7 separate regions of the Homo sapiens genome follow, and all the other regions are linked to region 1. A link is a contact called in ENCODE Hi-C or POLR2A ChIA-PET data. All regions are on one chromosome and are shown on one strand. The core of a region is the stretch at or near the end of the contact, and the rest is flanking DNA. Distances in the headings are between cores, read along the strand shown. Region 1 holds the start of QRICH1 (glutamine rich 1). Region 2 holds the start of RBM5 (RNA binding motif protein 5). Region 3 holds the start of RBM6 (RNA binding motif protein 6). Region 4 holds the start of NME6 (NME/NM23 nucleoside diphosphate kinase 6). Region 5 holds the start of TRAIP (TRAF interacting protein). Region 6 holds the start of IP6K1 (inositol hexakisphosphate kinase 1). Region 7 holds the start of TMA7 (translation machinery associated 7 homolog).

Evidence for each region. Hi-C counts contacts between places; a loop is a spot of excess contacts on that map. ChIA-PET counts read pairs that join two places held with the same protein, here RNA polymerase II (POLR2A). Pooled maps may share reads with other maps.
Region 2: a loop to region 1 is called in a pooled map, with 28 times the contacts of the local background. The contact joins the promoter of RBM5 here to the promoter of QRICH1 in region 1. A Hi-C loop is called at or near these places in 7 of 50 pooled maps. POLR2A ChIA-PET finds 5 or more read pairs at or near these places in 2 of 52 experiments (B cell and CD4-positive, alpha-beta T cell).
Region 3: a loop to region 1 is called in a pooled map, with 11 times the contacts of the local background. The contact joins the promoter of RBM6 here to the promoter of QRICH1 in region 1. A Hi-C loop is called at or near these places in 2 of 37 single-sample maps with no recorded cell type and 9 of 50 pooled maps. POLR2A ChIA-PET finds 5 or more read pairs at or near these places in 4 of 52 experiments (B cell, GM10248, activated CD4-positive, alpha-beta T cell and 1 more).
Region 4: a loop to region 1 is called in a map of naive thymus-derived CD4-positive, alpha-beta T cell, with 9 times the contacts of the local background. The contact joins the promoter of NME6 here to the promoter of QRICH1 in region 1. A Hi-C loop is called at or near these places in 1 of 168 maps with a recorded cell type or tissue (naive thymus-derived CD4-positive, alpha-beta T cell), 1 of 37 single-sample maps with no recorded cell type and 7 of 50 pooled maps.
Region 5: a map with no recorded cell type shows a loop between it and region 1 (7-fold over the local background). The contact joins the promoter of TRAIP here to the promoter of QRICH1 in region 1. A Hi-C loop is called at or near these places in 1 of 37 single-sample maps with no recorded cell type and 6 of 50 pooled maps.
Region 6: a loop to region 1 is called in a pooled map, with 14 times the contacts of the local background. The contact joins the promoter of IP6K1 here to the promoter of QRICH1 in region 1. A Hi-C loop is called at or near these places in 1 of 37 single-sample maps with no recorded cell type and 10 of 50 pooled maps. POLR2A ChIA-PET finds 5 or more read pairs at or near these places in 4 of 52 experiments (WTC11, activated naive CD4-positive, alpha-beta T cell, activated naive CD8-positive, alpha-beta T cell and 1 more).
Region 7: a map of CD8-positive, alpha-beta T cell shows a loop between it and region 1 (37-fold over the local background). The contact joins the promoter of TMA7 here to the promoter of QRICH1 in region 1. A Hi-C loop is called at or near these places in 1 of 168 maps with a recorded cell type or tissue (CD8-positive, alpha-beta T cell), 3 of 37 single-sample maps with no recorded cell type and 5 of 50 pooled maps. POLR2A ChIA-PET finds 5 or more read pairs at or near these places in 3 of 52 experiments (PC-3, activated CD4-positive, alpha-beta T cell and naive thymus-derived CD4-positive, alpha-beta T cell).

What each region holds. Positions count from the first base shown.
Region 1 is chr3:49,092,183-49,095,605 of GRCh38, forward strand. QRICH1 (glutamine rich 1) reads right to left here and starts at 1,889. Exons shown (of 10, transcript NM_198880.3): 1 at 1,730-1,889. RefSeq lists enhancers at 1,013-1,525, 1,894-2,013, 2,124-2,463 and a silencer at 1,524-1,773.
Region 2 is chr3:50,087,322-50,090,744 of GRCh38, forward strand. It overlaps RBM5 (RNA binding motif protein 5), which reads left to right and starts at 1,598. Exons shown (of 25, transcript NM_005778.4): 1 at 1,598-1,708; 2 at 3,061-3,130. The coding sequence starts at 3,114. RefSeq lists enhancers at 1,455-2,046, 1,566-1,735, 1,776-1,885, 2,047-2,637.
Region 3 is chr3:49,938,384-49,941,806 of GRCh38, forward strand. It overlaps RBM6 (RNA binding motif protein 6), which reads left to right and starts at 1,767. Exons shown (of 21, transcript NM_005777.3): 1 at 1,767-1,842. RefSeq lists enhancers at 1,397-1,919, 1,628-1,687, 1,718-1,767, 1,798-1,857, 1,920-2,441 and a silencer at 1,998-2,197.
Region 4 is chr3:48,299,529-48,302,951 of GRCh38, forward strand. It overlaps NME6 (NME/NM23 nucleoside diphosphate kinase 6), which reads right to left and starts at 1,839. Exons shown (of 6, transcript NM_001308426.2): 1 at 1,825-1,839. RefSeq lists silencers at 1,542-1,741, 2,042-2,261 and an enhancer at 1,822-1,951.
Region 5 is chr3:49,854,908-49,858,330 of GRCh38, forward strand. TRAIP (TRAF interacting protein) reads right to left here and starts at 1,657. Exons shown (of 15, transcript NM_005879.3): 1 at 1,449-1,657. The coding sequence starts at 1,546. It overlaps CAMKV (CaM kinase like vesicle associated), which reads right to left. Exons shown (of 11, transcript NM_024046.5): 11 at 3,082-3,423.
Region 6 is chr3:49,784,629-49,788,051 of GRCh38, forward strand. IP6K1 (inositol hexakisphosphate kinase 1) reads right to left here and starts at 1,914. Exons shown (of 6, transcript NM_153273.4): 1 at 1,726-1,914. RefSeq lists silencers at 1,528-1,877, 2,613-2,777 and enhancers at 1,592-2,281, 2,368-2,437.
Region 7 is chr3:48,438,437-48,441,859 of GRCh38, forward strand. TMA7 (translation machinery associated 7 homolog) reads left to right here and starts at 1,821. Exons shown (of 4, transcript NM_015933.6): 1 at 1,821-1,876; 2 at 1,967-2,022; 3 at 2,105-2,192. The coding sequence starts at 1,861. CCDC51 (coiled-coil domain containing 51) reads right to left here and starts at 1,683. Exons shown (of 4, transcript NM_001256964.2): 1 at 1,552-1,683. RefSeq lists an enhancer at 1,489-1,628 and a silencer at 2,059-2,118.

The DNA of each region.
Region 1 (3,423 bases), core at 639-3,138:
GGGTTCCACTGACTTATATCCTAAGAGGAGAAAACTGAGCAAGTAGCGAACTGTGGCTGAATTCAAAGATGCCGTTCTCCCACATCTTCATTTTACAGCACCTAATAGTTTCTGGAAGACAGCACCCAGAATTGACAGGATTTGTAATGCTTCAGTATTACCAGAAAAAAAACTGTGCACAGATACTTCCAGGATATGAACAATTTTAACTCACCAGTCACCATGTTGCATGTATTTCTGCTGCTTGTCCTGAGTTCTTAAGACTTCTAATATTCTGAAGAAGATAGAACAAAAAAGTTCCTTCCATCCTCAGCCTCTTTTTATTAATAATTTTAACTTTGTTCTTAAAAACAATACAGTACATTAGAAAGAACTACCCCACCATTATCAAATTTGATGGCTAATTTTACTTCCTCTTAGCTTCCTATTCCTTAAGCTTAATTGAGCAAGACTGTAAATCAAACTAGCAGATGTTTTGTATTAGAAAAAAGAGGTGCCTATTTCTCTAGAACAAACCTAGAACTTCCTTGACACCAAAACACAGCGGCAGGGTCAAAAAAAGAGCTGAAAAGGACTGAAATCCTACACCAAAAGTGACTTTTACAGTGATACACTATCAGATTTTAGTAATTTCTGCTGGGATTTCTGCAATTTCAAAAAAGGTAAAGCACTGATTCTCAGGTTGTTCCATTTTGTTTAAGGCCAACTTTTTGGCTGAGGCAAAGGTGGGCCTTTAATATAATAAAGTAAGCCCCTCCCACTTACGCAAAAGAAAAGCTGCGTTTAAGGATTTAAACTGGCATTTTAGAGCTCGGAGTTCACATGGGCCACATAAGCGAATTCCCTTCCGGAGCGCACAGAGGTGACGTGTATGAATTACGCTTATGGACGTATTAGTTTCTAATGAAAGATAAGCAGGTACCACTCAAGGGCCTTCTAATATTAACCTTCCCTGCCCGGCAGAAAGCCCAGTACAAGGTGAGGAAATCCGAAGGGGCTCACTGCCCTCTCAAACCAAGAGGGCTTGGTTTCCGAAGCAGAGAAACACCCTACCCAAGCACCCGCACCGTACTTGGGCCTCAAGTAACGGCATTCTTCGAGGAGAACGGGCAATCTCGCCCCCCTCACAGAGGAGCGGAACCGCAAGCCAGACAGCAAAGCTGGTTGGTTTCTCTCCAGGCCGAGGCCACGGATGCCCGGGAACGTCACCAGACCAGAAAGGACCCAATCCTCAACCTTCCCAGCGCAACGAGCCGCGGCCGGCCCTCTGCTCAGCAGAAGCCTCCTGCGCGCTCTCGAGGCAGCACCGCCACCCGATATCAGAGCGCGCGCCCCAAAACTGGGGGTCGTCACGGGCGCGCGCTCCAGAAAGCCGCGGTTGCCCACGGGCCACAGCTCCTAGAGCAGAGATATCCGGGCCGGGAACGCGCACGTCGGCGGCCACGCGCACCGAGAGCCGCACAGCGCGCGCGCGTAAAAACAGGCTCAGCCGCGCGCCCGCACCGGCGCGCCATCTCGCGCCGCGCCCACCCAAATCCCCGGGCCACCCCTCCCCCATCCACAGGGCGGGGTGCGCTAGCCCAGGAACGTTTTCGGCTCCGGAGCCGCCCCGAACTCTCCAGGGCCCAGCGGTAGTGGCCCGCCCGCCCCCGCCCGCCGTTGTGTGGGGTGGGCCCCCCGTCTCAGGCCTACAGCTTCGCCGCATCCCCACCCGCACTGGAGCCCTCACCCGGCGACGTCACTGCCGCCGCCGCCGCCGCCTCCGCTGCACCCGCCGGCCCCGCCGCACCGCCAGGGACCCTGGTTCTGCCGTCGTCGCTCCAAGACCGACAGGGTTTTCTCCTCACAGCTCCCTGGGCGCCATCTTACATTCAACCCTCACAGCCAATAGGAGCCGATTGCTCCTCTCGCGATAATCGGGGCGTCGGATCCCGCGAGATCTGGGACTGCCTACCGGCCAAAATTAAAGTGAACGCTTCAGCAGGGGAAGGTGGCCGCGCTTCTGGCCGCTAGAGCGGATAGTGGATCCTAGGGTATGGAGCGGCTCGCTCCGCCCATGGACGCCTCTCCATGTGGGGCGGAGCTAGGGCCGTGGCTTGGCCTAGTAGTGGAGTCTCGGAAGGCTAGGGCTCCAAGCTAGCTCTTTGGACCCACCTTCCGTCGCCCGCCAGAGCCTCCTTTGGTCGAGCACGCCCACGCGGGGCGGGGCCTGGCCAGGCTCGGCCTCTCGCTTAAGGTGGACCCCACAAACTTCTGTCCTGGGCCTGGCGTCCCCAGCCGTGCCCTGCCTGGGAAGCCTCTAGGTTGCTCACCTCCTGGAGGAGTCAGCATCTGGTACTCCCGCTGTCTGCTGCCATCTGAGTTCAGCCTTCCGCAGTTGGGTCCACCTTAAAGCGGGCCCCCGGGTAGCCTAGTGTTTGTATACAGGGAAAATGTGGAAGGCGTTAAAGCTGCAGGCACACTCGGGCCTCAGCAGCAGCCTACACTGCCCCCAGAGGGCTTCCAGCCTGCTGTAGACTCTTTTTGCCTCGGAGCTTTTGCCCTTGTTCCTCTTATCCTGGCAAACTCCCCGTAGTCTTTCGTGATTCCCTTCAGAAGTCACTTCGTTAGAGTAATGTTTTCTGAGGCCCAGGCTGGGTCAGGAACCTCTTCCAGTCTTGCACAGGCCCCAGGGAGACCGCTCCCATACAGTGCTTGGTCACCCATTTCCCCTCCCGTGAACTTGGAAGGCCACCACAGCACGTATGCCCCATCTCACTTTGCCTGGCACGTAGTAGGCACTCAAAAATTATATGCCGAATGGGCCGGGCACGGTGGCTGAAGTCTGTAATCCCAACACTTTGGGAGACCGAGGCGGGTGAATCACCTGAGGTCAGGAGTTTGAGACCAGCCTGGCCAACATGGTGAACCCCGTCTCTACTAAAAATACAAAATTAGCCGAGTGTGGTGGTGCATGCCTGTGATCCCAGCTACTTAAGAGGCTGAGGCAGGAAAACTGCTTGAACCTGGGAGGCAGAGGTTGCAGTGAGCTGAGATCACACCATTGCACTGCAGCTTGGGGGACAAGAGTGAGACTCCGTCTCAAAAATAAAAAAGAATTATAGGCTGATTGGGCGCAGTGGCTCACGCCTGCAATCCCAGCACTTTGGGAGGCCGAGGCGGGCAGATCACCTGGGGTCAGGAGTTCCAGACCAGTCTGGCCAATTTGGCAAAACCCCGTCTCTACTGAAATTACAAAAATTATTCAGGAGTGGTGGCGCCCGCCTGTAATCCCAGCTACTTGGGAGGCTGAGGCACGAGAATCGCTTGAACCCGGGAGGCAGAGGTTGCAGTGAGCCAAGATTGAGCCACTGCACTCCAGCCTGGGCTAGAGTGGAACTCCGTATCAAAAAAAAAAAAAAAAAATTATATGCTGAATGATCA
Region 2 (3,423 bases), core at 348-2,847, 990 kb after region 1:
ACTAATGTTCCTCATTTTAATTTATTTTTTATTTTTATTTTTTTTTGAGATAGAGTCTTGCTGTGTTGCACAAGCTGGAGTGCGGTAGAGCAATCTCGGCTCACTGCAACCTCCGCCTCTTGGGTTCAAGCGATTCTCCTACCTCAGCCTCCCAAGTAGCTGGGATTATAGGTGTGCGCCACCACACCCAGCTAATTTTTGTATTTTTAGTAGAGACGGGGTTTAGCCATGTTGGCCAGGCTGGTCTCGAACTCCTGAGCTCAGCTGATCCACCTGCCTCGGCCTCCCACAGTGCTTGGATTACAGGCATGAGCCATCATGCCTGGCCCCTCCTTTTTATTTATTTATTTATTATTATTATTATTATTATTATTATTATTATTATTATTATTATTTTGAGACTGAGTCTTGCTCTGTCACCCAGGCTGGAGTGCAGTGGCACGATCTCAGCTCACTGCAACCTCTGCCTCCCTGGTTCAAGTGATTCTCCTGCCTCAGCCTCCCTAGTAGCTGGAACTACAGGTGCATGCCACCATGCCCGGCTAATTTTTGTATTTTTAGTAGAGACGCGGTTTCACCATATTGGTCAGGCTGGTCTTGAGCTCCTGACCTCGTGATCCACTTGCCTCGGCCTCCCAAAGTGCTGGGATTACAGGCGTGAGCCACTGCGTCCAGCCTTTTTTTTTTTTTTTTTTGAAACAGAGTCTCACTCTGTTGCCCAGGCTGGAGTGCAGTGGCGCAATCTCGGCTCACTGCAAGCTCCGCCTCCCGGGTTCACACCATTCTCCTGCCTCAGCCGCCCAAGTAGCTGGGACTACAGGCGCCCGCCACCATGCCCAGCTAATTTTTTTGTATTTTTAGTAGAGACGGGATTTCACCGTGTTAGCCAGGATGGTCTCGATCTCCTGACCTTGTGATCCGCCCGCCTTGGCCTCCCAAAGTGCTGGGATTACAGGAGTGAGCCACCGCGCCCAGCACCGGCCTCCTTTTTATTTTTTAGCGACAGTTTCTCGCATTGTCCCCAGGCTGGAGTGCTGTGACGAGATCACAGCTCACTGCAGCCTCGACCTCTTGGGCCCAAGCGAACCTCTCACCTCAGCTCCTGAGTAGCTGGGACAAGAGGTGCACGCCACCATGCTCAGTTAATTTTATTTTTTGTAGAGATAGGATCTCACTGTGTTTCCCAGGCTGGTCTCGAACTCCTGGCCTCAAGCGATCCTCCTGCCTCGGCCTCCCAAAATGCTGGCTTGTGAGTGAGCCACCACTTCACGCACGGTCTCCTTTTGAAGTAGAATTAGACAATGTTTTACACCGTGCCAGTGAAAGCAAACTGTACTCTCTACGGCGCTAGTAGCAAAAGCAAAGAATTATTAACATGCCTAATAGGAGCCCTAAAAACTAATCCAGGTCTGCAAAAGCCGATCGACAACTCTGTAGTGATTTAGAAGAGAATTGCAAGACATTAACACAGAGCGTCCTAAGTGACAGGATGGTCTGGCGACCACATTTCCCGGCAGCCCTCGCACAGCCAGGCCGCTTCGAGGATTGGACTTCTCCGCAGGAGGCGGGTGACAGGGGGAGGGGATAAGCGTGAGGTACTGTGGGTAGGAGACGGCCGTCGGCGGAGGCGCCATTTTGTGTAGCCGCCGAACCTTGTTGGAGGTTCTGGGGCGCAGAACCGCTACTGCTGCTTCGGTCTCTCCTTGGGGTAAGTGCGGCGGCTGTCTGTAACGACGGTAGGTTCTTGCCATTTGGGCTGGCCCCCAAGCCTCCCTTGTCAGCTGCCGGAGGCGACTGATCAGCTCCAGCCGGTTCTGTAGAGGGGCTAAATTACCCCAGGCGTTGGAGGGCCGCGCCCTTCCTTGTTGCCAGCTCTGTCAGTTTCCAGAGGGTGTCCAGCCAGCTCAGCCTTGGGCCTGCTTCTTTCTGGCTGTGACTTTGCCCCTTGTGGATACACGTCCCCTAATCTTCAGCCCAACGGAGCAGTGGAGCCGTCGCCTGTCCCTCGGGCACTCCTTGGGAGCTCCCTGGCAGTCTCTGGCCGCCATCCCCCGCTCAACTGCAACTGAATCGCCCTCTCCGAAAAGCTGTTCGGTGATCGCCCATCTGCGGGTTTGGAACCTCTTGGGAGGCGGGAGGGGCATGTGCGGGGAGGGCAGGCCGGACGCTGGAGTCGGTCGAGCAGGCCGTGACGCCGCCATCTCGGCCGCGAGACCCCACGGAGGTGGGTGCCGGCACCGCCCGGGAGACAAGGGGCGGCACCAGTGAATATGCCCCGGGACTTGTTTCCCCCCAGTGGTTCTTTTTCATTTATTAATTTCAACAAATCGTTGAGCATTCGCTCTAGACTAGGCTTCCAGAGACTACTGGAACTGATTTTTCGGACCTCGCGCTCATCGAACGCGGTCCAGCAGTGTGATGTCTTATTACCAACGGGGGGCGGGGGGCCGGGCTGTTCACTACTCAGTGGTTTGTAGTCATAAGAACTGGCTCAAGACGTGGTGGTTATTGTTACCTAGGAATTAGGTCGTTTCTAGCTTTGCTCTTGTCTTATGCGATACGTTATTAATGTAGTAGATTTCAGTCAGCTCAGTATCCCAGCTTCTACGAGGTTTTACATTTTTCATCAGAAGTGTTTGAATTTCATGTTGCTCCTTGTATTAATGAAGACACTTGGATTAATGTTTTAACGGTCAACTATCCCACGGAGTTGCTTTGATACAAAACCAAGGAGCTGATTGTAGCTCTGCCCTTTTTGCTTTGTAATTCTAAGGTAGGAGCAGGGAAGGAGTCTTCTGCTTGCTCCGTATTATGATTCTGTTAAATCTGGAATCTAATATTTTAAAATATGCTTAATCTTCCGGTTTTGCTCATTGTTAACAAAATGTTAGCACGATTTTAACGTTGACAGTTTGTCCCCACCACTTCCCCACCTTAGATAATCACTGTCAATGATTTGAAGGTTTGATGAAATCCCAGCCTCAGTAGTATCCAAGCTATGGAGCTGCTGACTTAAGTGATCTCTGAGATTTATAGCAATTAATCTCTCTTGTCTCCTAGAAAAAATAAAATTTGAACCTTTTGGAGCTGTGTGCTAAATCTTCAGTGGGACAATGGGTTCAGACAAAAGGTAAGTTACTACAGTACGTGGCTTTGATCTCAACATTTCAGTGGGGACTGAACTCCTTGTTTAAAATAGTTTATCAAACTAATATATGAGTGTTTTGCGCCAGGCATTGCTAACGAACACCTTTATGATCCTGTTGTCACAAACTACAGTCTAGTGAGAGAATTAAAGTACTGTGTGAACATGCTGTGATAAAGTGTAGGGTGCTCTTAGAACACATAGGAAGTATGTCTTTTTCTTGTTCACAGCCAGGAAAGCTTCCTGGAGAAAATATTCTCTGGAAGGAAGCTGAAGGA
Region 3 (3,423 bases), core at 517-3,016, 850 kb after region 1:
ATCTCGGCTCACGGCAACATCCGCCTCCCGGGTTCAAGCAATTCTCTGCCTCAGCCTCCTGAGTAGCTGAGATTACAGGCATGCGCCACCACGCCCGGGTAATTTTTGTATTTTTAGTAGAGACGGGGTTTCACCATCTTGGCCAGACTGGTCTTGAACTCCTGACCTCGTGATCCACCCGCCTCGGCCTCCCAAAGTGCTAGGATTACAAGCGTGAGGCACTGCGCCCGGCCTCTTTCTTTCTTTCCTTTTTTCTGAGACGGAGTCTTGCTCTATTGTCCAGGCTGGAGTGCAGTGACACAGTCTAGGCTCACTGCAATCTCTGCCTCCCGGGTTTAAGTGATTCTCCTGCCTCAGCCTCCCGAGTAGCTGGGATTACAGGCGCCTGCCACCAAGCCCGGGTAATTTTTTTTTTTTTTTGCGACAGTCTCCCTCTGTCGCCTAGGCTGGAGTGCAGTGGCGCTATCTCGACTCACTGCAAGCTCCGCCTCCCGGGTTCACGTCATTCTCCTGCCTCAGCCTCCTGAGTAGCTGGGACTACAGGTGCCCGCCACCACGCTCCACTAATTTTTTGTGTTTTTAGTAGAGACAGGGTTTCATCGTGTTAGCCAGGATGGTCTTGATCTCCTGACCTCGTGATCCACCCGCCTCGGCCTCCCACAGTGCTGGGATTACAGTCGTGAGCCACTGCGCCCAACTTCTTTCTTTCTTTCTTTCTTTTGAGACGGAGTCTTGCGCTGTTGCCAGGCAACAGTGCAGTGGCGCGATCTCGGCTCACTGCAACCTGTGCTTCCCGGGTTCAAGCAATTCTCTGCCTCAGCCTCCTGAGTAGCTGGGATTACAGGCATGCGCCACCACGCCTGGCTACTTTTTGTATTTTTAGTAGCGATGGGGTTTCACTATCTTGGCCAGGCTGGTCTTGAACTCCTGACCTCGTGATCCACCCACCTCGGCCTCCCAAAGTGCTAGGATTACAAGCATGAGCCACTGCGCCCGGCCTTTTTCTTTCTTTCTTTTTTTCTGAGGTGGAGTCTTGCTCTATTGTCCAGGCTGGAGTGCAGTGGCACAGTGTCGGCTCACTGCAACCTCTGCCTCTGCCTCCCGGGTTTAAGTGATTCTCCTGCCTCAGCCTCCCGAGTAGCTGGGATTACAGGCACCTGCCACCAAGCCCGGGTAATTTTTGTATTTTTGGTAGAGATGGGGTTTCACCATGTTGGCCAGGCTGGTCTAGAACTCCTGACCTCAGGTGGTCCACTCGCCGCGGCCTACCAAAGTGCTGGGATTACAGGCGTGAGCCACCGCGCCCCGCCAACCAGCTGGAGATGGCTTAAACTTACTCCCGAAGAAGCTCCCTTCCATTTCTCTCACACTAACGGACAATAAGGAGGCCTCGAGCTAGGCAGGCCAGGGCCGTACCCGAGCTGCTGGCAGGGAGCAAACCTCAGGAAAGTCAAGCCACCAAAAAACTGTAAGCCTCAATCAACTGAGAGGAAAGCACAAGAGGACCAGGTGTCACAGGGCAGAGGCCAAACCACAACTCCCAGCAGGTCACGCGGAGTAGGGCGGGTAAGCGCGCCTTCTTATTGGATGGCGATGGACAGCGTGCTCTTACGACCCACCCCAGAAGGCAAGTCCCCTGCGCGCGGGGCACGGCGGGAGTAAGAGTCTGCGGGACCGGCAGCTGTACTTCATCTCCCAGCGGGCCGAGCGCTGAAGGCAGCGGCGCGGCGCCTTTGTGGTAGCAGTGGCCCCGCGCGGAGGAAGTTCCGGTGTCCGCGGCGCTGGGTCGGTGGCGGAGGCTGAGGAGAAGGAGGAGCGGGCCGTGGAGGCTTCGCCGCCTAGGTAAGGGCCCGGGACTGGAGGGGAGGCGTGCCAGAGCCTGCCAGGGAATAGCCAGCAGACAGGCCCGCTCTAGACATCGCAGGCCCGCGCAGCCTGAAAGCTGTGGCTTCAGTGTCGCGGGGCGGCTGCGGCCTCGCTCGGGAAGAAGACCAAGCAACGGTGAGATGAGGGAGGCGCCGCCCGTGGCAGGAACGCCCCGGAACCGTCGCGGGCCTGGGGCGGGGCCCGGCGCGGCAGTAGATTACCGGTCCCGCCGCGGAGCGGCCAGCTGTGAGGCTGGGGCCGGCGCGTGGTTGCGGCTCTGTGCTCCTACTCTTCGGAGCTGTAAGCGGGCTGTTCTTGCGGTTTTCCTGTTTCAGATCCAATTCTGTGGCATCACTAGGAAGGGAGCTCTTGTGCTTAGCACGTAGCCTCGTCCTCAGACTTGGACAGACACAAGGGAGGCTCCGCTGGACCGGAGGGCACAAGAGCTCCGAGCCCGGTCGTCGGGGCGGTAGAACCTGGAAGCGGGAGAGTGGTCTGGTGGGTTCTGCGCCCGTTAGGCAATGAAGGAGAAGGATGTTTTATCGTATTCACGCTTTAGATTCCATTAGCGGTGTAAATAGATGTTTTTCTCTTTATTTTAGAATTGACGTTAGGCGAATGGGTTCAACTTTGGGAATGCCTTTTTTTTTTTTTTTTTTTTGAAGGAAGGGCCCTGTTTCGTAGGGTACATAAACCGTGAGCGTAATTGTATTTTTTGCATATTCCAGGTTTGCTTGTGAAGGTCAGAGTAGCCGGATTTAAGTGAAGGAGTTCAGTAGACATGCAGACATGGTCACCTGGTTCATTTTCTGAACCCTGGATTGTGCCCTCGGCTTGCTAGTTTCCACCTTCCTATTGAGAAATGCCACCAGCGTGAATGATTTAAATATGTCACCATTACTGAATTTGTGAGGTCTCTAACGAGAGGTGTCAAGAGCTGGTGCGTGATGGTAGGACTGGCAGTGAAGAAAGTAACTAAATAATATGTTACCATTTTGGTGAAACACAAAAGTTGAATTTGAACCTTGTCTCAGAAACTAGCATCTAACTAGATACCTAACCTGCAGGACAGGTCCCAGGTCTCTCTGGATAGTTGTAGCACCTTTCCTTATAGAATTCTATTACCAGGCCGAGCCTGGTGGCTCACACCTGTAATCCCAGCACTTTGGGAGGCTGAGGTGGGGAGTTCGAGACCAGCCTGACTAACATGGAGAAACCGCGTCTCTACTAAAAGTACAAAATTAGCCGGGCATGGTGGCACATGCCTGTAATCCCAGCTACTTGGGAGGCTGAGGCAGGAGAATCGCTTGAACCTGGGAGGCGGAGGTTGCGGTGAGCTGAGATTGCTCCATTGCACTCCAGCCTGGGCCACAAGAGTGAAACTCTGTCTCAAAAAAAAAAAAAAAAAAAAAAAAAAAAAACCCGCAAAACTCAACAAAAACCAACATAGTAGAGGCAGCGTTTCGCCTTATGCCCAGCTAATTTTTTGTATTTTTTTAGTAGAGGCGGAGTTTCGCTATGTTGGCCAGGCTGGTCTTGAACTACTGACCTCAGGTG
Region 4 (3,423 bases), core at 589-3,088, 790 kb before region 1:
ACAAAGCAAGACCCTGACTCTACTACATATGTGTGTATGTGTGTGTGTGTATATATATATAATATATATGTGTGTATATATATAAAATCATTTGTCGACAAATACAGAGAAGGCTTCCATTAACATAGGCAGGGACAGAGTCTAGACAACATTCTCATTTATCTTATCCTAAAAACTGTCAATCATGTTAAAGGTGGTATTAGAATCTGGCCCAAGCAAAGAAACTGCCATGGTCGCTCCTATTCATGTCCTTTCTACAGCTTTCAACCTGATTTTCCACTCAAACCATAAAGCCACACCCAATCTAACCAGTACAAGATCAGCTAACCCACTCTCCCTAATGCCACAGGTGGTAACACGTCATTTTCAGCAACTGTCTACAGAGACATCCATGACACCTCCCCTCCCTCACTCTTCATATCCACACGATCACCAACTTCTGGCAATTTTCCCTACCTAATATATCTCAAAACCCATACCATTCTCCCATCCTCAACTGCTACCACCATAACTCTAAGACATCATCATTCCCCTCTGGACATCTTGACAGCCTCCTCTTTGGTCTCCCAGTTTCTGTCCTGCCAACCTCTACAATCTCCACACAGCAGCCAAAGTGAACCACACATGAAAATCTAATCATATGGTTCCCCTCCTTAACCCTTTAAAGGGCACCCTGTTCTTAGAATAAAAACCAAAATCCTTATCACGGCCTCCCAGGCTCTGCATGATCTTGTGGTTCCCCACGTACCTCTCTAGCCTCATCTGGAACCCCACACTCCTTAAGTTTCTCTAGCTCCAACCTCATGGGCCTTTCAGTTTTGAAAGAATTTCTGGCTTGACAGCCTTTGTGTGAGTAGTTTTCGCAGTCCTGAATGTGCTTTCTCTGGTTGCCTCCTGCCCACCTTAGTGATCTTAGCTCACTTCCCGTTACACTTTCTCACAGCTCCTTGCAAGTTCCCTTCAGTTCCGTCTTCACCACCAGAAGGTGTAAGCAGTACCTAGCACACAGCTGGCTCTTAACAGTATCTGAATGAACCAACGAATGCACCTCATCCAGCCATTCCAAGGCCAGGCTGCTAGGGGTTCTCGTGGCAAGAACACGCGGCCTGTAGGGAGGACATGGTTCCTTTACTAACGCAGCTAAGTTGTGGCTGTCTTGACTCTTGGTTTACAACAAACTGACAAGTCGAGAATCCTGTTAGACTTAAAGGTGACTCCATGAGAATTAAAAATTTTAGGCAGGGCGCGGTGTCTCACGCCTGTAATCCCAGCACTTTGAAAGACCGAGGCGGGCGGATCACGAAGTCAGGAGATCAAGACCATCCTGGCCAACATGGTGAAAGCCCGTCTCTACTAAAAATACAAAAAAATTAGCCAGGCATAACGGCGCGCGCCTACAGTCACAGCTACTAGGGAGGCTGAGGCAGGAGCATTACTTGAACTCTGGAGGCGGAGGCTGCAGTGAGCCGAGATCGCGCCACTGCACTCCAGCCTGGCGACAGAACCAGACTCCGTCTCCAAAACAAAAAAAAAGTAAAGCTGTCGGTACACTGCCACCCCAGCACTCGAGGGGGCCACCACTCGCTTCCTGGAGGGCGGCGGCCCAGCCCTGGTCCACCCACGCGCGGCCGGGACCTGCGCCCCTACCCCCGTGGCCACGCCCTCCAGCCCCCCGGGCTCACGGCCTCAACTCTCGACCCAGCCCCCTACTTCTCTAGGCCTGCAACCGCGCAGCCCTCACCCCTCGTACCCGGGGCCTAAGCCCACCCCAGATTCTGGGTCATTCGGAGCCCCAGTGCAGCAGAAGTCCGGCTGCGGGTTCACCTTGTCCTCCGGCACAGGGCCCGGCCACCAGGCGCCACGCTGGATAGCCTGCGGCCCTCGCAGGGTCCTTCAGGCGCTCCCTGGGCAGCCCTGCTCGGGGTCCTAGTCCGGTTGCGCCGCGGCGTGAGGTGAGGTGTGAGTTGCCCTGGAGGGTGGCGGGTTTTCCAGGCGCATGCATTTGCCGCGGACGGGACGAGAGGATGAAGCCGTTCTGGGCGCCGGAACTCGCTTGTGGGAACCGCCCCTCGGAAGCCGGCCTGGGCGCCCTCGGAAGCCGGCCTGGGCGCCCTCGGCGGGAGGGAGTGCTGGGCCGGGTGCTGGCGCAGCGCTACGCAGGGTGGCGGAACCCAGAGGACCGGACGGGCTCGTTCAGGGTGGCGGCCCGGCGGGGGCGATGCCCGCCAGCAGAGACACCGATGGAAACCTTGCCCAGTTATTTTCTTTGCCCAGGGTAGTTCCTGGAACATGGTTGATGCCCAGTATTTGTCAAAAGTACGCGGAGGGCAAAGAACTTAAGCGCTCGATAGCGAAGGCACAGGCCCTTCAAAGTCTTTTGAGCTCTGAGCGATACATTAGCATGAAGGATCGTAGCTAATATGGGGGTTGATGAAGGAGGATCCTTGGCTGGAGCCCAGGTGTGCATAGGGCATGAGGAAAGCAAGTCATAACGGCCTTTCACGTGTCATTAGGAATCTGGGCAGCAGGGTGTGGTTTGGGTTACTCTGGAGTCTATTGACGCAGCCCAGGGTGAGGAGATGAGAACTGGGGGTATTCCTGGTGTGTACTGTGATGTATGGAGAGGATGGGGACAGGGAGAATGGATCGGGGGTCAGCTGTGGCAGGTGACCAGAAACTTGGTGACAGGTTGAATAAAGATGGTTAAAAAAAAAAAAAGTGTTTTGGTTTCTTGGGTTTTTTTTTTTTTTTTTGAGGGAAATCACTGAGAATGAGAAGAATGAAAATAAACGATAACTGTCATCAATGTAAAGACTTACTTGCACATTTAACTGACTTCGGTGTCTGCCTACACAGGTGTTGCCCTCTTGGAAGGTTTATCCCCAACTCATGGCTTCTGTCCCTGCAGCAATAAGAAGCCACTTCCCAATAGTTTCCTGATACCCAGTCACCTTTGGGAACTTACGAGGAAAGTTTTTCCAGTCTCTCCGCAGACCCTTGCATCTCTTCTCTTTTTGTTTAGACCCTTGACCACCACCCCCTATTCTAATCTTAACTCCTCTGCTACTCAGTTCCAATCCTAACCCAAGCCCTAGTCCCTAAATTTATAATCCTTTAATCCTAGACCTGGTCTCTAGATCCTGAGCCCTTGATGCTTATCTTCTAACCTCCTAATCCCAACCTCAAATCCCTAAACCTCAACCCATGAATTCTGACCTGATTCTCAAACCCCAGGCCCCCAACCCTGACTCCAAAAATGACAACCCATTACTTCTCCCTACACGGAATCACTGACGGAGTTGTAGCAACTGAATCTGCAGTAGGCCAAAGGACCCAGTGAGTTAGCCAGCAAACTACTCTAAATAAAAGATATGGTGGATAACAGCAAGCCTAAACAAATCTTCCTCAAAGATGAGCAACACA
Region 5 (3,423 bases), core at 407-2,906, 760 kb after region 1:
AAAAAAAATAGTCAAGCATGGTGGCAGGCGCCTGTAGTCCCAGCTACTTGGGAGGCTAAGATGGGAGAATCACCTTAGCCCAGGAGGTAGAGGCTGCAGTGAGCCGAGATGGCACCACTGCACTGCAGCCTGTGTAACAGAGTGAGACCCTGTCTCAAAATAAAATAAAATAAAGATCTTTGCAGTAAGCTAAAGTACTTTTTAATATACAAAAAAAGAAATAAATGCTGTTTCAAGGGATACATGTAAAACACAAGGACACAGAAAAGTTTAAAGTAAAAGGATAGGCCCTAGCACTTTGAGAGGCCAAGGTGGGTGGATCACCTGAAGTCAGGAGTTCGAGACCAGCCTGGCCAACATGGAGAAACCCTGTCTATGAAAAACACAAAAATTAGCTGGGCGTGGTGGCGCACGCCTGTAATGTCAGCTACTTGGGAGGCTGAGGAAGGAGAATCACTTGAACTCAGGAGGTGGAGGTTGCAGTGAGCCGAGATCACGCCACTGCACTCCAGCCTACACGACAGGAGCGAGACTCCATCTCAAAAATAAAATAAAATAAAAATAAATAAATAAAGTAAAAGGATAGAAGAAAATAGAGTAGGCAAACAGAAAATAGAGTACGCTTAGAGGCGAGCTTAATTTCTAGTCTAACCAAACAGCAGTGGCTCCCTCAGCATGGGGCTCAGGCTGTCAGCAACACAGGCCTAAACAAAGCTTTGCAAGTAAGCCAGCAGCCATCAGTGTCATGCCTGCCTTTCTGCTTCCTAGGGCCTTTAGCCCCACAAGACCCTGTGATTATTATCACCCACCATTCCCAGGGGTAACGCTGCCTTATCTCTTTTGCTAGGAGGTCCAAACCGGCCTGTCCACATCTGCTAGGGGAATCTTTCCCCACTAGCTGTACACTCAACAGAATGGCCCTACACGGTCAGCAGGACCCCTGGATAGGGGAGCATCTCCTTGCCTTCCCCATGTTAAACGGGTTTGCTGACATGGCGAATACATTGGGGTGTCTGGACAGTGAGATGACTCTGGGTAGAATAATTCCAAACCATCAAGTAAGGCACAGCAAACTCTCTTGGGTAGCCAGAAGCCTAGCAGGTTTCTATCTGGAAGAAATAAAAGGACTTGTTGATGTGGTGAAAGCTCACCCTTGCCCAGGCTAACGGTTTTGAAATCACATCTGTTTGTATAGGTGATCAAGGAAGCATCTATCTTCACTGAGCCATCTTAGTCCCCCTCAGGCTTAGCTCAGCTATCACCTCTACCAGAAAGCCTGTCCTGACCCACTTCTGCCCAGGTTGGGAAGCTCCCGTGGGGCCTCGTCTAGGAGGAAGGTTCTCATCACTTGTCTGGATTCCGGGGTTGGACCGCCTGGAGGCCCAACACCTCAAGGCCCTGAAGCGGTACCCGGGCAAACACCGGGCCCCAACACTGCAGTCACTCACCACTGCAAGTGGAAGGTGTGGCCGCAGTGGATGGCGGCCACGTCGCGGGAGTGATCGAAGAAGTCGGAGCAGATAGTGCACAGAGCACGGATAGGCATGATGGCTGGACTCAAGGGGCCCAGGCAGCCAAAGAAACTGCTACAGGTCCGGCTTCGTAGACGCGCCCCCGCGCCTCCGCTTGCTTCAAATTTGGCTCCGCAGCACGACTTCCTGGAGCGGGCCGGAAGTGACAACACAAAACTTTGGGCGGAGCGTGAATACTTCGCCTGGATTGGACAAATTCTCGGATGGGCGGAACTATGGGCGGGGCTTAGCGGCCCCGAGGCCGTAGAGAATCCTGGGCGGAGCGCGGTCGCTCTCAGGCGTCCTCTGGGGAGACTCGACCTGCCACTTGAGAGCGCAGCATTATATCAAGGCGGGGAGCAGCGAGGCTGCCAGCTGGACCCTTTTCCAGGGCAAGGCAGCGCATTGTGGTCCCATGCCAGAGCTGGCGCGAGGCAGGCTGGGCCAAGGCAGAGAAAACCGCAGCCGCAAGGGAATAGAACAATGGTCCCGATGGGTCCCTTGGGCTCTGGACAGTGATGGACCATGCGCTATGGTCTGTAGTTCCCATAGACCACAATACCCTACCCTCTCAGTCCTCAGTTCCGGGCGATTCTAGAAAGATGGACACATAGGCCCCAGTCCCTCAGGTCACCCCAGGCCAACCTTGGCTTCATCCAAGTAAGATATGACTATCCTTGAGTTTGGAGACACTAGGGCCAGTACCCTGACTTTAGCTCTTAGCTCTCAGGAGGATCAGTTATGCTTGAGACTGTAGTAGGGTTGGAATTTTGGAGGCCCAGATGCTTCAAAGACTAGAGACTAACAAATCCTTTTTATTATTCCCACATCAGAGAAGTTATCTTTGAGGAGGTTATCTTTGAGGTCCTCCCAGAGAGCAGCATCCCTGGTGAGTTCACCCAGGCCCACCTGGGCTGGAGTAAGTCAACTTTTGGGTTTTTAGGCTTAGTATCTGTGGCAGTGTTACTCCCTCTACCCAGAAGAAACCCTGTGCATAGTCCCATAATATAAAGCTGATCTGCTCCAGCTGAAATAGACCCAGAGTGAGATTTCATTTGGGGCATAGGTGGAAAGCACAGGTGTTCACAGAAAGAAGGAATCAACACAGAGCAGCATAGAATCTTTGTGCATTGCTCACCCTACACCCTCTCCCTAGCTCAGGGAAGCTATCTTTGGCTATGAGCAGGGTCTGTCCTTGCGGTGGCTGGCCCAGGTAGATTCCAGCTCTATGCCTAAATCAAGAGTAAGGCTCCTCGGTCAACAGGAGTCAAAAACAGCAGCCCTTACTTGAGCTCTCAGCCCAGGGAGTATTCCTTGGTCCAAATGCAGCCCAAGACCCACTACTCACATGGATTTCTAGAGTTCAGAGGACCCCCACCACCACCACCATTGAGGAATACACTGTGGTGAGGATGATCTTCACCCTCAGCCCAAGAAATCCACAGGGCACTGTTCACTACTACTCCCAGCCACTACTTGTGAACCTGCTCCCAGCCTCTCCCTTCCCCACTGCCTTCCAGGGGCTCCTCCCCAGTAGGACAGAGGAAGCAAAGGCGAGAGGGTGGCCAGAGGCTTTGCAGGGTGATGTTTATTTGCCAGGTTCAGTAGGCACACAGTTAACCCACCGACCTTCACACACCAGAGCAGACCCACAGGCATGCAGGGAGAAGGGCAGGACCACCACGGAGTGCCGAGCAAGGGCGAGGACCAATGTGGCTGCCTATCCAGGCTGTGGTAGGGTCTGACAAAGGGCACCTGTCAGGAGCCTCCCTCAGGAAACTGGGGAGTTTAACCCTACTTCCTCATCCCAGAAAAAGCAACTCAATGTGGCTCTGAGGCACCTGGGCCTCTGATAGAAGTGAGCTGTAGAAAGAGGGAGTTCCTCTTCATTTCATTGTTGAACTGAGCAGAA
Region 6 (3,423 bases), core at 664-3,163, 690 kb after region 1:
AACGAGACTTCGTCTCAGAAAAAAAAAAAAAAAGTAGGCTTGGCGCGGTGGCTCATGCCTGTAATCCCAACAATTTGGGAGGCGGAGGCGGGTTGATCATGAGGTCAGGAGTTCGAGACCAGTCTGGCCAACATAGTGAAACCCCGTCTCTACTAAAAATACAAAAATTAGCCAGGTGTGGTGGCACGTGCCTGTAGTCCCAGCTACTCGGGAGGCTGAGGCAGGAAAATTGCTTGAACCAGGGAGTCAGAGGTTGCAGTGAGCCGAGATGGCACCACTGTACTCCAGCCTGGCAACGGAGCAAGACTCCATCTCAAAAAAACAAAACAAAACAAAACAAAACAAAAAGTGCACAAAGTATTGTCGCTTGACTTCTTAGTCATCTCATGCAGGCATATTCTATGACCACATACAAGAAGACTGTACAAAGAACCAAAGAGGCCACAGGTCAAGAGAAATGTGTTTTGGAGCAATGAGAACTCTTCCTAGACCTGCACACTCTACTGAGGATCTCCAACTTGCCCAAATTCACAGGAAAGGGGCTTGAAGGTGTTTTCACTGAGCAAGATAATTTTAGTACTGTTAAAAGTTAATTTGCGCCGGGCATAGTGGCTCACACTTGTAACCCCAGCACTTTGGGAGGCCAAGGGGGGTGGATCACGAGGTCAGGAGTTCGAGACCAGCCTGGCCAACATGGTGAAACCCCGTCTCTATTAAAAATACAAAAATTAGCCGGGCATGGTGGCGCGTGTCTGTAGTCCTACCTACTCGGGAGGCTGAGGCAGGATAATCGCTTGAACCCGGGAGGTGGAGGCTGTGGTGAGCCGAGATCGCGCCACTGCACTCCGGCCTGGGCAACAGAGCGAGAGACTCTGTCTCAAAAGAAAAAAAAGAAAAAAAACAGTTAATTTGCCAGTTCCATATCATCCACAACAAAAACAAGTTTCTTTTTCCGATTCTAAGACACTCCTACGTTTCCTTTGTCTCCTATGGCGAGCATCCCTTTAGGAGATAAAATCAAGTCATCACCATAATACTCACTTTCTCCTAAAGCAAAAAGAGGAAGACATTACCACTCTCCAAAAAGTGGTGGTGAAGAACCAAAGAAATTATGTTCCAAAATAAAACTCAGCCATTATGGACATTTAACCAGGTTCTTTGCGAGGAAAACGGTGAGCTTCGAGGTACACGTGAGGTTCCGAACGGGTCTCAGGAAGCAGCAGCCAGGCAGAGGGTCCCCCTTGCCATAATCATAGGGCCGTGACACCGGCCTGCCTGGCTCGCGGGGGCTTTGGCTTGCTTCGTCTAGTCTTAGCATCCAGCGTCCTGAAAATCACTCGCAGGAACGCTATCTAAGAAAGAGGTAAGTCTATTTCTCAGCCAGGAGCAACATAACTCCCAGGAGAGCATCAGGGTGGCACCGGACACACTTTAGCGCTCCGGATCAGCGGAGTCCAGAGCTTCGGTCAGAGAAGCTGGTTTCCCGCTACTAGCCGGCCAACCCTCAGGCACTGGCGCTCTCCGTCCTCCACACCGGCTGTCCCCCCGGCTTCGGTGCCAGCATCTGGGAGGCTCGGCGGGCGGCCGGTCAGGACGCTCGAGCGATGTTCCAGTGATGGCCCCACCGGAGCCCCGACCCCACACGCGCCCACTCCAACCCCGCGCCCGCCACCGCCCTCCCCGCGGGCGTCAGGCCGGTCTATCGGCCCGGCTCCTGTCACTCACCTGCCCGGCCCGGGCACCGAGCGCCCACGGCTCCCTACGGGAGCTGGGCCCCCCGGGCCTCCAGGTTTCGGCCCGCCCCCTGGCAGGCAGCACAGGTGGCTGAGCACCGCTACAGCGGCCTCTCACCGGCCGCTTGGTCCAGCTCCCGGCGCTGCCCACTGGGTACGGATCAACAACAAGATGGCGGCTAGCCGAGGGGGCGGGGGCCGGGCGTCATAGTAACCAGGACTGCAAAGAACCCGCCCCCGAGGGGGTGCTATCCCCAATCAACAGTCTTTTTGCTCGTCGCCAGGGGAAGTGCTTCCTGCTGACAGGTCAGCTCACGTGTCAGTCAGAGTCTGCCTCTCAGGGCCTCTGCCGAAAGCGTGGGGCACGTGACTGTGACGGCATGGGTTGGCGCATGCGCTTCGTTCCCGGAGTGGCTGGCGGCGGAGTTTTCGCTGGCTACTACGAGGCCGGAGCGCCCTTGGCCTCTCTGCGTCCCTGGCCCTCGTGCGGTACCGGCGGCGTCTTGTCATACACTTGCGCACACACAGGGAATCTCAGCGGTGTGCTATTCGTTTTTTTGTCCCCCACTCTGGGAGAAGGGGGGTGCAGCCCCCAGTTCACTCTGGAGAGGAAACTGAGGCTCAGAGAGGGGAGGCCGAGCCAAGGTCACGCCACCTCTAGAAATGGAGGTGCTGGGTCTCGCACCTCCTCCTGCTGGTTTCAGAGTGTGAGGAGCCTCTATCCCAGCTTCCCACGCTTTGTCCCTTACTAGCCTCGAGGTACCGCAGTCTGTGCTGCCACAGCAGCCTCTGGCTCATTGCCCATGCTTTCCTGCCTGAGGTTTAGAGCCTAGCACAAGTCCTGACACACAGCGGGCACTCCCTTTTCTCTTCCCTAGAGCATCTTGTCTTGAGATCCTGTGACAGCATCTTTTGCCCTGGACTGTCATGACCGGCCTCCCAAGCAGACTAATGGTCCCAGGAAGATGGTCACACCTTGCTCCCCATACAGAACACCTAACTCTGGGCTTGGCTTCAGGCTTAGAACAACAGATGAAGTTACGTGGCCTGGGCCCACACCCAAATGCCCCAACTAGCTAACTCTGACTTTTGAGCCTTAGCCTCTCTTTAGCTTTGGTTGTCCCATCTGTAAAATGAAGATAAAAGTGGAGCTTCTCAGAGGAAGATTTAATGAGCCCTCAGAGCAGGGGAAGAACTCAGGAAAAATCTGCCTACAACCACTTCCTGGAACAACCTGCTTCCAAGTTGCTGTTCCTGAGGCGTGCCTTAAAACACTAACTTTGGTGGAAGCCCCATGAAGCGTTTTTGTTTTGCTTTGTTTTGTTCCCACAGAAGGCTTTCAGCTTCTTCCTGGCCCTGGGATACCATAACTGGTTCAGAAGGGGAGGTCCTCCTAGCTAGGCGCAGTGGCTCATGCCTGTAATCCAGCACTTTGGGAGGCCAAAGAAGGTGGATCACTTGAGGTCAGAGGTTCGAGACCAGCCTGGCCAAAATGGTGAAACCCTGTCCCTACTAAAAATACAAAAATTAGCTGGACGTGATGGCAGGTGCCTGTAATCCCAGCTACTCAGGAGGTTGAGGCAGGAGGATCACTTGAACCTGGGAGGCAGAGGTTCAGTGAGCTGAGATCACGCCACCACACTCTAGCCTGGGTGACAGAGCAAAATTCTGTCTCAAAAAAAAAAAAGGG
Region 7 (3,423 bases), core at 571-3,070, 650 kb before region 1:
ATGGGGATCTCATCTTCCCCTCCCAAACCTTTTTTTCCCATAGCCTTCTCCATCATGGATGACAGCAATACCAAGTTCAAATATTCAGATCAACAACCTCGCATCACCCCTGATTCCTCATTTCTCTCCCACCTCACATCCATCTATCAGCAAATGCCCCTGGCTTTCCAAATCCAGGATCCCTCCTCCTCTCACCTCTGCCACTGCTACCAAATGGTCCCAGTGACCCACATCACATCTCTAGCCTGGATTATCCCAAGAGCCTCCTGACAGATGTCACCCTGCTTCTATTCCAGCCCCTACAATTTATTGTCAGTCGAGCAGTCAGTGTTCCTTTCCAAACACAGGTGGAACCATTGTCTCTCTGCTCAACCTCTACAATGGTTCCCCACTTCTCTCAAGGTAAAAGCCTGTCTTTTCCATGGCCTACAGGGAACCTACCCACTGGCTCTCATTCCTCTCTGACCTCATCTCCCACTAGTCTCCCTTTCCTCACTCCACTCCAAGCACATGGACCTTCTTGAAGTTGCTGGAACGCACCAAGTTGTCCCCAGCTCAGGGCCTTCACGACAGCTGCTATCTGTGCTGCTCGCTCCCTCACCTTCTTCAAGTCCTGCTCAAATAGTAGCCCCTTGGGAGGTCTTCCCCATGCACCCTATCAGATATGGCCATCCCACTCCCACCCTAGCACTCCTGACCCACTTTCTCTGCTTTATTTTTTCCATGCATATATCACATGACCTGCAACATGTATCCCATTTATTTGCTTTGGTTATAGTCTGTCTCACTCACTAGAATTTCAGCTTGGTACCTACATATAGTACGTACCCAGCAAAAAATGTACTCATCTGCCTAATCTCTGGACACTGTAGCATCCCAGCGCTCAGCACTGTTATTTAAAAAAATAACAACTTTGGCTGGGTGCGGTGGCTCACGCCTGTAATCCCAACACTTTGGGAGGCTGAGGCGGGGGGATCACGAGGTCAGGAGTTCGAGACCAGCCTGGCCAACATGGCGAAACCCCGTCTCTACTAAAAATACAAAAATTTTCCGGACATGGTGGCGGGCACTTGTAATCCCAGCTACTGGGGAGGCTGAGGCATGAGAATCGCTTGAACCCAGGAAGCAGAGGTTGCAGTGAGCCAAGATCGTGCCATTGCACTCCAGCCTGAGAGACAAGAGCAAGACTCCATCTCGGGGGGAAAAGAAAAAAAAGCTTTATTGATATATAACTTGCATACCATATAATTCACCCAATGTGTACAATTCAGTAGTTTTACTATATTAACAGAGTTGTATGGCCATCACCAAAATAAATTTTTTTGACCATTTTCATAGATGAACAAACAGAATTCGCAAACTGCTGCACCCCTGACTATATTATAAAACTCCTTACAGGGTTTTCCAAAGCTATAGGACCACGTGATATAACTCCCGTCCACTTCTGCCATCTCCCCGCCTAATCTCCCTCCACCCAAGCTGTGCTTTCCTTGGTTCCAGGAAAGCGACGAGCTTGAAGCTCTTTGCACATGCACATGCCCTGCTGTCTACCTGCAGTGCTCTTCCCGCGCACGGCCACAGGCCTGGTAGGCCGTCCGGTTAAGTACCCCTCCTACGGTTCCGATTCTACCCTGGCAGGACAACCCTAGCTCCTCGTACCTGGCGTGGCCCGACCAATCGTCTGCCACTCAGTTGACCTCTGACCTGTTAGTACCCGCCCCTGGAGCGCCGCATCCGGTAGCGAGAGTTCAACTTCCTGACTAGGAGCCAATCAGCGGGGCCGCCTCGCTGTCTACGACAAAGGGTGGGGCAGACGCTCCGTTTCCGGTGGCAGGGTCTGGGGAAGCGGCGGCAGGCGCCATGTCCGGCCGCGAAGGTAAGTGTTCCGGAACCGTGAGGACTGCGGGGACGGCGGGGTGGGGACCGGGCGGCAGGGGCAGGCCGAACGTGCTCGTGTCGCCCACAGGTGGCAAGAAGAAGCCACTGAAACAGCCCAAGAAGCAGGCCAAGGAGATGGACGAGGTGAGGGCGGGCGCGGAGGCACTGGCGGGTGCGGGGGCGCTGGGAGACAGGCCTGAGTTGAACACGCTCTGCCTCTCCCCAGGAAGATAAGGCTTTCAAGCAGAAACAAAAAGAGGAGCAGAAGAAACTCGAGGAGCTAAAAGCGAAGGCCGCGGGGAAGGGGCCCTTGGGTAAGTGGGGGCCGAATGGAGCTCAAGCTGGCCAAACGCTATGAGCACCTATTGGGATGAGGGCGCGGGCATGTCTTTTTCCTGCCTCCTGAACTGCGAGGTCTCGTTTTCCGACGTCCGCTGCAGCGAATGGTCTCTAGCCAGTCTAGGATTTGCAGCGGCAGTAAGGGCCGGGAGCTGGAAACGAGGTCTCCTGCCTCCCAGGCAGTCTGGGCTTCCATTCCTTAGGAAGAGCTGCAGAAACGGAAACAGTGAAATGTATTTACCTCAGACGCAGATTCACAGTTAAGTTTCTCAAAGTCTGACGTCGTCCGCAATCTTTTGCCCCAAATTCGTATTTCACTGCCTTCTAGTGTTTGAACCTTACTTGACTTAGAAGTTTTTTTGTTTTGTTTTGTTTTGTTTGAGACAGAGTCTCACTCTGTCTCCCAGGCTGGAGTGCAGTGGCGTGATCCCGGCTCACTGCAACCTCCACCTTCCGGGTTCAAGCAATTCTCCTGCCTCAGCCTCCCAAGTAGCTGGGATTACAGGCGCCTGGCACCACGCCTGGCTAATTTTTTTTTTTTGAGACGGAGTGCGGCTAATTTTTGTATTTTTAGTAGAGATGGGGTTTCACCATCTTAGCCAGGCTGGTCTTGAACTCCTGACCTCGTGATCCACCCGCCTCAGCCTCCCAAAGTGCTGGGATTGCAGGCGTGAGCCACCGCACCTGGCCAGTTTTTTTTTGTATTTATAGTAGAGACGGAGTTTCACCATGTTGGCCAAGCTGGTCTCGAACTCCTGACTTCAAGTGATTCACCCGCCTCTGCCTCCCAGAGTGCTCGGATTACAAGCGTGAGCCACAGCACCTGGCCAACTTTTTTTTTTTTTTCGTACTGCTTATATTATCTCTAATATATGCTTTTTTGCTTTCTGAGTCTTTTTACTTCTGGGTATGCCTAGACTAAAAGATAAAGTCCAGGCTCTTCAGTGTGCTGTTGCTCCATATGCTTTTCTAACTGAATCCTCCACCTTTTTTACATCTTTTATGTAGGAGAAATTCATTACATTTCAAAATATTTTTCAGGCCCAGCAGTTCTAGTACTTTATGTGCATCATAAGCATTATTTTACATTGATCCAACTAGTGATTATTTCCTCCACAGTTGTTTATGCCCCCATTTGAGCACTGTGAGCCATGCTAGGCATGATGGAGACAAGGATGGTGGGAGTGTCATCTAGGGCTTCCCAAG